Linked DNA regions of Mus musculus: region 1 is linked to region 2. The links are chromatin contacts, found by Hi-C or POLR2A ChIA-PET in ENCODE. All regions are on one chromosome and are shown on one strand. Each heading gives the region's core, a stretch centred on a gene start or an enhancer-like site at or near the end of the contact. The rest is flanking DNA. Distances are from core to core; before and after follow the strand shown.

Evidence for each region. Hi-C counts contacts between places; a loop is a spot of excess contacts on that map. ChIA-PET counts read pairs that join two places held with the same protein, here RNA polymerase II (POLR2A).
Region 1: a map of heart shows a loop between it and region 2 (3-fold over the local background). The contact joins the promoter of Prox1 here to the enhancer-like site in region 2. A Hi-C loop is called at or near these places in 6 of 37 maps with a recorded cell type or tissue (adrenal gland and heart). POLR2A ChIA-PET finds 5 or more read pairs at or near these places in 2 of 5 experiments (Patski and embryonic stem cell).

The regions. Positions count from the first base shown.
Region 1 is chr1:190,168,435-190,172,649 of GRCm38, reverse strand. Prox1 (prospero homeobox 1) reads left to right here and starts at 1,823. Exons shown (of 5, transcript NM_008937.3): 1 at 1,823-2,382. Prox1os (prospero homeobox 1, opposite strand) reads right to left here and starts at 2,354. Exons shown (of 2, transcript NR_151620.1): 1 at 2,222-2,354.
Region 2 is chr1:190,126,258-190,131,038 of GRCm38, reverse strand. The region is part of intron 4 of Prox1 (prospero homeobox 1); the gene reads left to right. Among named protein-coding and RNA genes, the nearest start is that of Prox1os, 42 kb to the left of the region's middle. Within about 2 kb of position 2,143, at least 1 of the 3 ENCODE cell types and tissues checked has a DNase peak (open chromatin) inside an H3K27ac peak, as active enhancers do; it is heart, where a contact is called at or near this core.

The DNA.
Region 1 (4,215 bases), core at 574-3,073, 42 kb before region 2:
GTATCCTCCCTTTTAGCCGTCGAACTGACGCTAACTTACAAGCGCAAACAGATTCTTCAAGAGAAAAAATAAAGGGTCGAAAAAATTCTCGAATCCCAAATTCCACCCTTTTCAGTACATCCGTTTACCTCAAAGGTGTCCAACCCATATTTCACCCCCATCTAACGGGCACGTGAGTGGGTAATTTCACTCCCTGGCCCCGATTTACGACAGGAGTCCATCATTGGAGGTGCGGGTAGTGTACTGAGCAAGCGCTGGGCAATGCTGTTTCCCGACTTGAGCTCGGGAAAGTCTTCAGGCAGTCAAGGAGGTGGGAAGACGGATAGGTGTGCTTAGGTGAGCTTTTTTTCCTGCACACCCACCTACCTCTCTCTCTCTCTCTCTCTCTCTCTCTCTCTCTCTCTCTCTCTCTCTCTCTCTCCCTCCCCCCCCCTGTCCTTTTCAATATTTGAATTCCGTGCCTGCCAAAAGTTTCCCACAGGGCACACACTTCAGACATACACACTGACACCGTTGTTCGACTCACAGGGGATTAATATCCTCTCCCATTCTGATAAATCGGAGAAGGTCCTAGAGTGTGCGCGGCAGACGATGGCGGCGGGTCTGCTGGTGTACTCGCATCTTATAAATACCCTGTCACAACACGTTTCAACCTTTGATCTGATTGAATTGGAGGGACTCAGAAAAAATTCTTGTCCCCACAGCACCTTTTGTAAAAGTCTCTAATCTCCTAGGTATGAACATTTAAAGTGCTTCTCAGCTCTTGAGGCTCGGGGTTTATGGAGTGTTTATGTCCACACTGCCTCTTTAGTAAGCGCTGCTGTTAACTGTGCCCAGGGAGAGGACCATTCAAGCTGAGGCTGGAGGCTCTTCAGCATTTGTCAAGGAAAGCCAAGGCCCTCTTTAAGAGCCACGTTATCTGAAGAAACCTTGCTGCTAATTTTCACCCAAGATGTCAAACCAACGTGTGTTTTATGTGGCTTTAAGTATTAGAGTCTGAGATGTCTTGCCCAATAAACTTTTAAGTTTGTCATTCAGACTTCGAAATCATGTGAATCCTATATCGAACTAGTTTCTTTGGCCATGTAGGGATGTGCGAACTGGAGAAGGGTGGCCAGAAACGATGTTTATAGCATATGTGGTCACTATGCCTACAATTGAAATAATACTTTTAAAGGTAATCGGGGGCGAATTCCTATAAATTCTGAGGTCTGATTGACTGGGACTCAGCCAGTGCGGGTAGAGGTTTTTAATATCAGACTTAGCGGCCCCAGTGTGAAATCTCTGGCACTTATTTATTTTTTAAAACCTAAGCCTACCTGTGTTTGCTCATCCTCTTTAAAAGGAAACTAGGGTGACTGGTCCTATTGATACTATCTATGATCATTTCCAAAGCAGAACGAGTTGTGCCCCCCCCCCACAACATTCCGCCCTTTATGCCACCCCGACCCTTAAAATATCCACTTTTTTTTATCCTGTATACTTTTCCGAGCCTTCCTCCATCCCAGTCTGGGGAGTGCTCCCGGCCGCTGGGAGAACTCCATCATCTGTGTCAGTGAAATGGAAAAAAAAAAAAAAAAAAAAAAAAGACCTGCGTCCTGGAAGAGCAAGTGTGAGCCGGGCGCCGCGGTGCACAACGCCCGCAGATGGCTCGCGGCGGCCGGGGCGCGGCGATCCAGGCGCCCCAAGCAGTGGCAGGGCGGGGTGGGGGCCGGGGCTGGTGGCCCGGGCGGGGGAGCGCTGGGCCCCCCTCTCCTCCTCTCTCCCCAGCCCCTCACCCCCACCCCTTTTATATATATGTATATTTTTTTCCTCACAAGTTCTCTTGCCTCGCTATCCCCCCTTGAATCCGAAGGCGCCTCGCGATTGGGTGCTGGGACCGGGTACGTCAGTGGGACTGTGACGTGCAGTCTTCCTGTTTCCTTCAGCTGTGTCTTAAAGTAAATCTTGTTGTGGAGCGGAGCCCTCAGCTGAGAGAGCGCTGGGAAAGCGACGGCCACTGCAGCCGGGGAAGCCGCGCGGCGCACACAAGCCTCTCCGCCGTGCCCGCTGCTCCTCGGGCCACCGCTCCGCGCTCCAGCCCTCGCCGCCTTCTCCGCTCTCTCTCCCCTTCTTTCCCCGGGCTCCCGGCTCTGCCCTGCGCGCCTCTCCCCTCCCCTCCCTCCTTTCTCCCCTCGCCTCTCAGCACTCGCCCAGATCACTCGCTCCCGCACAGACTCACCGACCCCTGGGCCAATTATCACCAGTAAGACATCACCGCGTGCGCGCGTGGGTTTCTTCTCTGCCCGCAAGAGAAGAAGAGAGGGGGAGAGAGAGAGAGAGTGAAAAGAAAGAGAGAGAGAAAGAGAGAGAGTGGCTGCGCCCCGCTGCTGCCCGCACCGCGTAAGTATCTTCACCCGGTTGCTGTCCCCTCCCCTTTTCCAGAATCGCTCGCACTGGCTCGTTCTTGAATGGGAAAGAGAGAGAAGAGCCTCCCGTTACTCACACCCGTGTAAACATTCTTTTTCCAAGGGGGAAAATGGTGTTATTTACATGAATCGTGATCAAATAGCCTCTAAAAACAGTTTTCTAAGCAGGAGGCTCAGTGGAACTCCGAGCTCCGCTCCTCCCAGTAAACGAAGAGTAAGTGACCTGCTTGGCTTTTATTTCTTTCTCGCGCCTGCCGGTGACTGGGATGATGGTGGCGATGGGGGGAGGCTGGTGTTGCTGGACTTGTCGCTGATCTTGTCACCTTTTGTGTACTGTGTCTGGGATGCGCTGAGGCTCTGGCTTTCTTTTATTTTGTATTATTTTTATTTCTTTATTTTTCTTGCACTCTTTTCAGGGGAGGGGGCCGCGAGGGGGATGAGTCCCTTTTGGTTGTTGTTCTTCTAGATTTTTTTTTTCTTGCAATCTTCCCAGCTTCTTCTTTTTCTTCTCCGGGAGTTGAAACTCCAGGGCCTGTCCCCGAGTCCTTCTCCCTTTGTCTTGTTTATTCTAGCTGCCTTTCTTCCCGGCTTTCCCTATTTGCTTGCTGTTTGCATACCTTTCACTTCTCCTTTTTTAACCCGGGGCAGAGGGCCGGCCGTGGGGAAGAGGGCGGGGAGGAGGGGGCGCCCGGTGACTTTCCTCTGTGTGCTCAGCGCCGGGAGCTTGCACCCAGCTCTGCAACAGAGGAGAGACGAGTTGGGGGACGGTCCGGTACGGAGGAGCGAGCGCGGTGCCAGTCCACCCAGTCTGCTTGCGCCGCGCTGGGAAGCACTGAGTAGGGGGAGTTTGCCCGAGAGCCTCAGGGGTCGCTAGTGGGGCGACCTGGACGCCGCACCGAAGAGGGCCGGCCCGGGGTCGGGTTGTGCTTGGGCCGCCCATAGACGAGAAGAAGCTCCCAGCCATTACTGGCACGCTTGGGTGGTGGGCAGCTGCGCCCTGGCCTCGCTGAGTGCCGCTACTCTGCTGCCCCAGTTCCTAGGACTGGGGAGGGAGGAGAAGAGCCCAGCAGAGTGGAGAGGTGAGAGTGATTGTTGCTGAGAAGAAGGACGAGGAGGGCGGGAGGAAGGGGGAGAGCTGCTATCTTGCCTGAACAGACAAGGGGAAGAGACGGGGAGGGGGGCGGTAGACCTCACCCAAAGTCCAGCTGAGCAAGTTGTCGTTGCCTTTGCTGCGCCAGCCGGTTAGTCCTGCTAAACTGAGCGCCTATGCAGAGAGCGATGGGGGCCGGGGGAGAGCAGCGAGCCACACTCAGACTCTCCCACCCCTGCCTAGCTTCTTGGGAAGTTGAGTCTTCCTGGCGGCTCAGAGCAGAAGCCGAAGGAGGGGCTGAGAGACAGTCTTAAGTAGCCCAAGGTTGCTGGTTGGAGCGCGAAACGCTGTTCTTGGCAGCCCAGAGCCCTTCTCTGCCTCGGGGAAGGCTGGAACCGCACCTGCTTGCTTCTATTTTTCCTAGAAGATCTGTGTTGTCTCCTTAAGCTAATGAAAACAGAACAAGCCCAGGGTGGCCTCCTCTCTCAGAGTCTCCCTCTTGTTCTCCCTTTCCGAGTTCTGCCTGCTTTTTTACCACCCCCTTCCCATGCCCCTCTGTTAAAAAAAAAAAAAAAAAATCATTTCCTCTCCTAAACCAGTCAGGCAAAAGTCTGTTAACAGAACGCACATGGACAGGGCTGGACAGGTGTGTTGTGTCAAGAAAGACAGGTGCAAGTTTCCTGGGGTCTGTCTTTCTGTACAGCTCCAGACTCCAGG
Region 2 (4,781 bases), core at 894-3,393:
CTTGTAATATGGCTTTAGCTCACTGAGTCTATTGATTTTCTTAAATTAATGTTTACAGAATGCTACTGAATTTTGCTCAACAGAACATTGTTCTTTTGTAGCTTTGTTTTAAAATAAAAGGGGGGTGGGGGGAAGACGAGACTATTATGCCATATGTTCTTTTGCTTAAACCAAGGAAACACAGCCCCCTCCCACTCCATGTGTGCATGTGTATTTTTGCTTTAAAAAAAAATTCCTAAGAGTATTTATTCTTCAGATGTTTAAGTAGCTAAATGTGTAGCTAGGAGATAGGTTCACTCTTGGGACCCCGCATTACTCAAGTATTAAAGTAATTGAATCCTCCAAGGGGCCTGAAAGTTGAATGCCCCCTGCAGCATCAGAGGGAGGGAAGGGGGATTTAGGCCTAATTTTAGTTGTTGTGAAAACCTCCCTTTAGTGTGATTCTGGAGGCTGCCCCCGCCTGCACACAGGTAGAGAGAGCATCCAGGACATCCTAATCACATTTACATGCCAGTTGGCCCTTTCTCTCTCTATCACACCCCAAACACAAACACACAAACACACACACACACACACACATGCACACAACCCTCCCTCTGTCTCACACATACACACACACACAAACTCACACACACATGCACGCACACACACAAAACAGGACGCCTTACTCTTAGATCACGGTGCTCAGGGCTAATACATACTCAGACTGTAAAGATGACTCAAAACTGTCTCTTCCCAAGAAAGAACACACTTCCATTCAGCCCCTGACATTACAGAAGGTGAGACTTTGAGTCCCAGTTATGAAATAAGCAAAATAAAATACAAAGCATCTTTCTCCCATGTGTGGACCCAGCCAATAATGTCACCCAAGCAGACTCAAAACCAGGCTCTGCGCATGCTCATTAACCATGGGAAGACGCTTCCCAGGAGGCAGAACTGTGCTCTGAAGTTTCTGTCCACTCTGAGAAGGGTGAGAGAATCCCACAATTCACCAATAGCATCCAAACCTCCCAGTCTTCTGAAAGGCAGGGGAGTCTGGGCTGTCCACACAGCACAACCGCATGCATGGGTGGCATCGTGTGGCCATATTTCATAGGTCCATGATTTCTTGATTCTGCTCCTGGCTGGAGTTAGGGTGACCAAGAAAGAGGCAAGGAGCAACCATACGGTCTCTGTATCTGTTATGGCTGATAGTCTCTGTGAAGAGTACAGCCCCATCTGAGCTCATCCATCTAAGCCCACTCTTGAGCAGTACAGGTCCCCAGCTTACGCCACTGCAGTCAGGAGACAGGCCTCTCCTTGATCAATATTTACTTAACAAACAGCAGGGATGGGCGAGTTTGTTTAGAGGAGTCATGTGCCCACCAGGGTGAAAGGCTCGGAAAGAACTTCAGCGTTGGTCTCTTTCATGGGACCTTTGTGTCCCAGGCATGCCCGTGTTGGGGAGATAGATGCCCTTCTTCCTCTGAACTCTTCCAAAGACGTTCAGAAGTCGTCTGGGAAATGCTTTGGTGTCTCTGCTTGGTGAACTGTCGTGTTCATACATATGGAGGGTTCACGCTGTGTGTTTAGTTTTGAAGAACATTTTAGAGTCTGATTTTTCTCAGCACATCTCTGTGCAGGTTACACATTATGGAAAGGGCCCAAAGATTAATTAAGAGTAACTGTAACATTTTATATATGGATATATATATATGGAAACATACTTACATGTGTGTGTAAAATATATAAAAATATATAATTATATAAGCCCCCCCCAAAAGGCTTTGCAGATTTTCCGAGATGCCTAGCCAGCCCTGTGCCTCAGATGTATTTAACTCTCCTCTTAAATATGAATTCAGCGGTGCCCCCGAAGTTGAGACCACTTTTCTTTCAACTTGCAATTGTTTGCCAGCTCCAGTCCCTGTGACTCAGAGGCATCTGCGGCTAGTTCGAGGGGTTTTGTTTCAGTCAATGGGGAGGGTCTGGGGATGCTGGGGGTGGGGGAGTTATTTATTTATTTGATTTGGTGAGTCCCGGAGTTGTAAAAAGCTGTCTGAAATATTCATGCAGAGCGGTCTGAGAAGCCGGGTTTCTGTTTTATTTACTGCACAGTAGAACAACCACAGCGGATTAGTTCTACAATACCCGTAACAAAAGCCCAACAGCTGATGCATGTGATGTTAGGAGGTGACAAAACAGTTAAAGTATGCTGCTGGCTATGGGCAAGCCAGTCAGCAGATGCAGACAAAAGGCCTGTGACAGGAATAACTCTCTCCAAGGCGAGCAGTGAAGAGTATCCAAAATACCAGCACCCTTTTCTCCTTGACATTGTCTTCTCGAAGTCAGCATTTTATTGCCCTTTTATAGTATTAAAAAAAAAAAAGTGGGGAAGGAGAAAGAAAGAAAACCCACACACGAACGGATTCACCAGAACGCAAGCAGGGGCTCTCCTTTCTCCCCTCTCAGCCACTCCTGTCAACCTTATACGCGTCTTCCGTTTACATGTTGAAGTTTGGGGTGGGGGCTGGGGATTAGCTTACAAGACAACGTGTCCAAAACATCTTCCTTACAAAGACTGGGACCTGGTGATAGGCTGAAGCGGCCATTGGGCGGTGGTTCTTGGGGTTCTTGGGGCTGCAGGGGCGGGAGGGGGCAATGCTTGGCTTGTTTTCTATCCATTTCAGTAAAGATGATTCCATTGGTGAGCTGAGGCCAGTGGGCCAGTTTTTGAAGGGGATCAAGAATGGAGGACTGTCCACTGGGACCTGAGCAAAGGGCAGGGTTATGGTCCCCCCTCCTCCCCTACAAGAGGCTAGTGAGTGAGCTGACCGATGCTTCAGAGGTGTGAAAAATCAGCTTCCCTGTCTCCAGAAAATAGGAGAGACTGTCTTCTTTTTAACCTTTGTAATTCCCCCCTCTATTCTCTGTGACATTCATTCAGCTGCCAAGAGCGTTTGGCAAGGTTTGGGCCAGCGAGCACACTTCCAGTGACCGCTAACCTTGGTATGTCCTGACACTTATGATGAGTGTCTGCAGGACACAGAAGGCAGGCAGCCTGCTATGTCAGGCTTTCATTATGGACTGCAGAGACTGGGGACGGCCAGTTTAATAAAACAAATCACCCTTGAAGGTAAAGCAACTGGGAAGAGGAGGAGGAAGACAGGAGGGGGATGTCTTTGCCACTCAATCCTATGAGAGAGAGAGAGAGAGAGAGAGAGAGAGAGAGAGAGAGAGAGAGAGCACAAAACACCCCCCCCCAGCCAGCCAGTCCACTGCATGTGTGTGCTGCCCAGCTGTGTACTGCGCAGATGTAAACTCTTTTCTTCCATCCTTCAGGAACCCACAAGCCCCCGCTCACTCTGATCAATCAGTAAACGAGAGCAGACAATCAGGATGGAGTTGGTAGATGCTTGTTGGTCATCTCCCCTCAGAGTAGCCAGTGTATTCAAGTACCTCATCATGAGTCTGTCTTCTAAATGTCAAGGCAAGACTATTTGGGGTGAGGCTCCTAGGCTGGGATGCCTTTTTATCAGAGCAAAGTTTCCACTGTCCCCTCCTGAAGAACTCTGGCCAGCCAGCTCCCACAATAGCCTCCTAGGTCTGCCAAAGACTTTGGAAGCCTTTTGTTTTTCCCCTGTGGCATGTCCAAAGGCCTGGCCTCCCCCCTCCCCCGCCCCCGGCCGCCTGCATTGTCTTGCATTCCAGTGACTTGATTGACTGTTGCACCTGATGCTGAGGAGACTCAAGGGTTCACTGTAGAGATTGTTGGGTTCTATTAAAAGAAACCCAGATAAGGGATTACTTGTCACTAAGGGCTTCTCTGCAGATGTTTATTAGTGATTGGAAAGCCATTAGGTGTGAGGAGGTGCCTAAAATATGGGCAATGTCATGATCCTAATCCTGAACCCCGATGCGCCCCCCCAAACATCAGGAAGATGCTGCCTTCCTCAGGTAAATGAAGGTGGAGAGGGGTTCTGAAGAGAGAGCTGAGGCTCTGTTTTCATGAGTGAGATCTCTACCTGTGGGTGGAACACCTCAGCATTCTCTCAGAATAGCCATTGTTACCCCACACTGACCTCTGGAGCCACCATCAAAACAGGAGCTGCTCCAGTATCGGAGGAGCTCCAAGAAGCCTTTTACCCGACACGGTCCTCTGAGTGTGCACTGCCCAGAGCAAGCAGAAAGTTAGCAAGCTGCTTCATCTTGCACAAAGAGGACCCTATTCCCAATAACCAAACCAGCAGCCAGTAACTCTCTTAACCCATTTTATTTACATTGACATTACTGGCTCCCCACACATGGTTTTCCTCAGTTATAGAGACACAGCTGGTCGGGAACTGGTTGCCTGGTCAACCGGCCTTTTATAGAAAGGACTGGATCCTCGCTGCACCCAGGAAGGAAGAAGCAGGAGGATCACACATTCAAGGAAATCTTCTCTGACTACATGCTGAGTTCAAGGCCAGCCAGAGCTACATGAGACCCTGGGTCAGAAAGCAAGGAAGGAAGGAAGGGAGGAAGGGAGAGAGAGGGAGAGGGAGGGAGGGAGGGAGGGAGGAAGAGAGAGAGGGAGGGAGGGAGGGAGAGAGGGAGGGAGGGAGGGAGAGAGGGAGGGAGGGAGGGAGGGAGAGAGAGAGAGAGAGAGAGAGAGAGAGAGAGAGAGAGAGAGAGAGAGAGAGAGAGAGAGAGAATGTAAACTAAATCTAAATAAGTAGTGGAAAAGCATGCAGAGCCCAGCATGTTTTGTCAGAAAGATGTCTTAGTTCACTGGTATCTTTATTTTATGATTTCTCATAGATTTT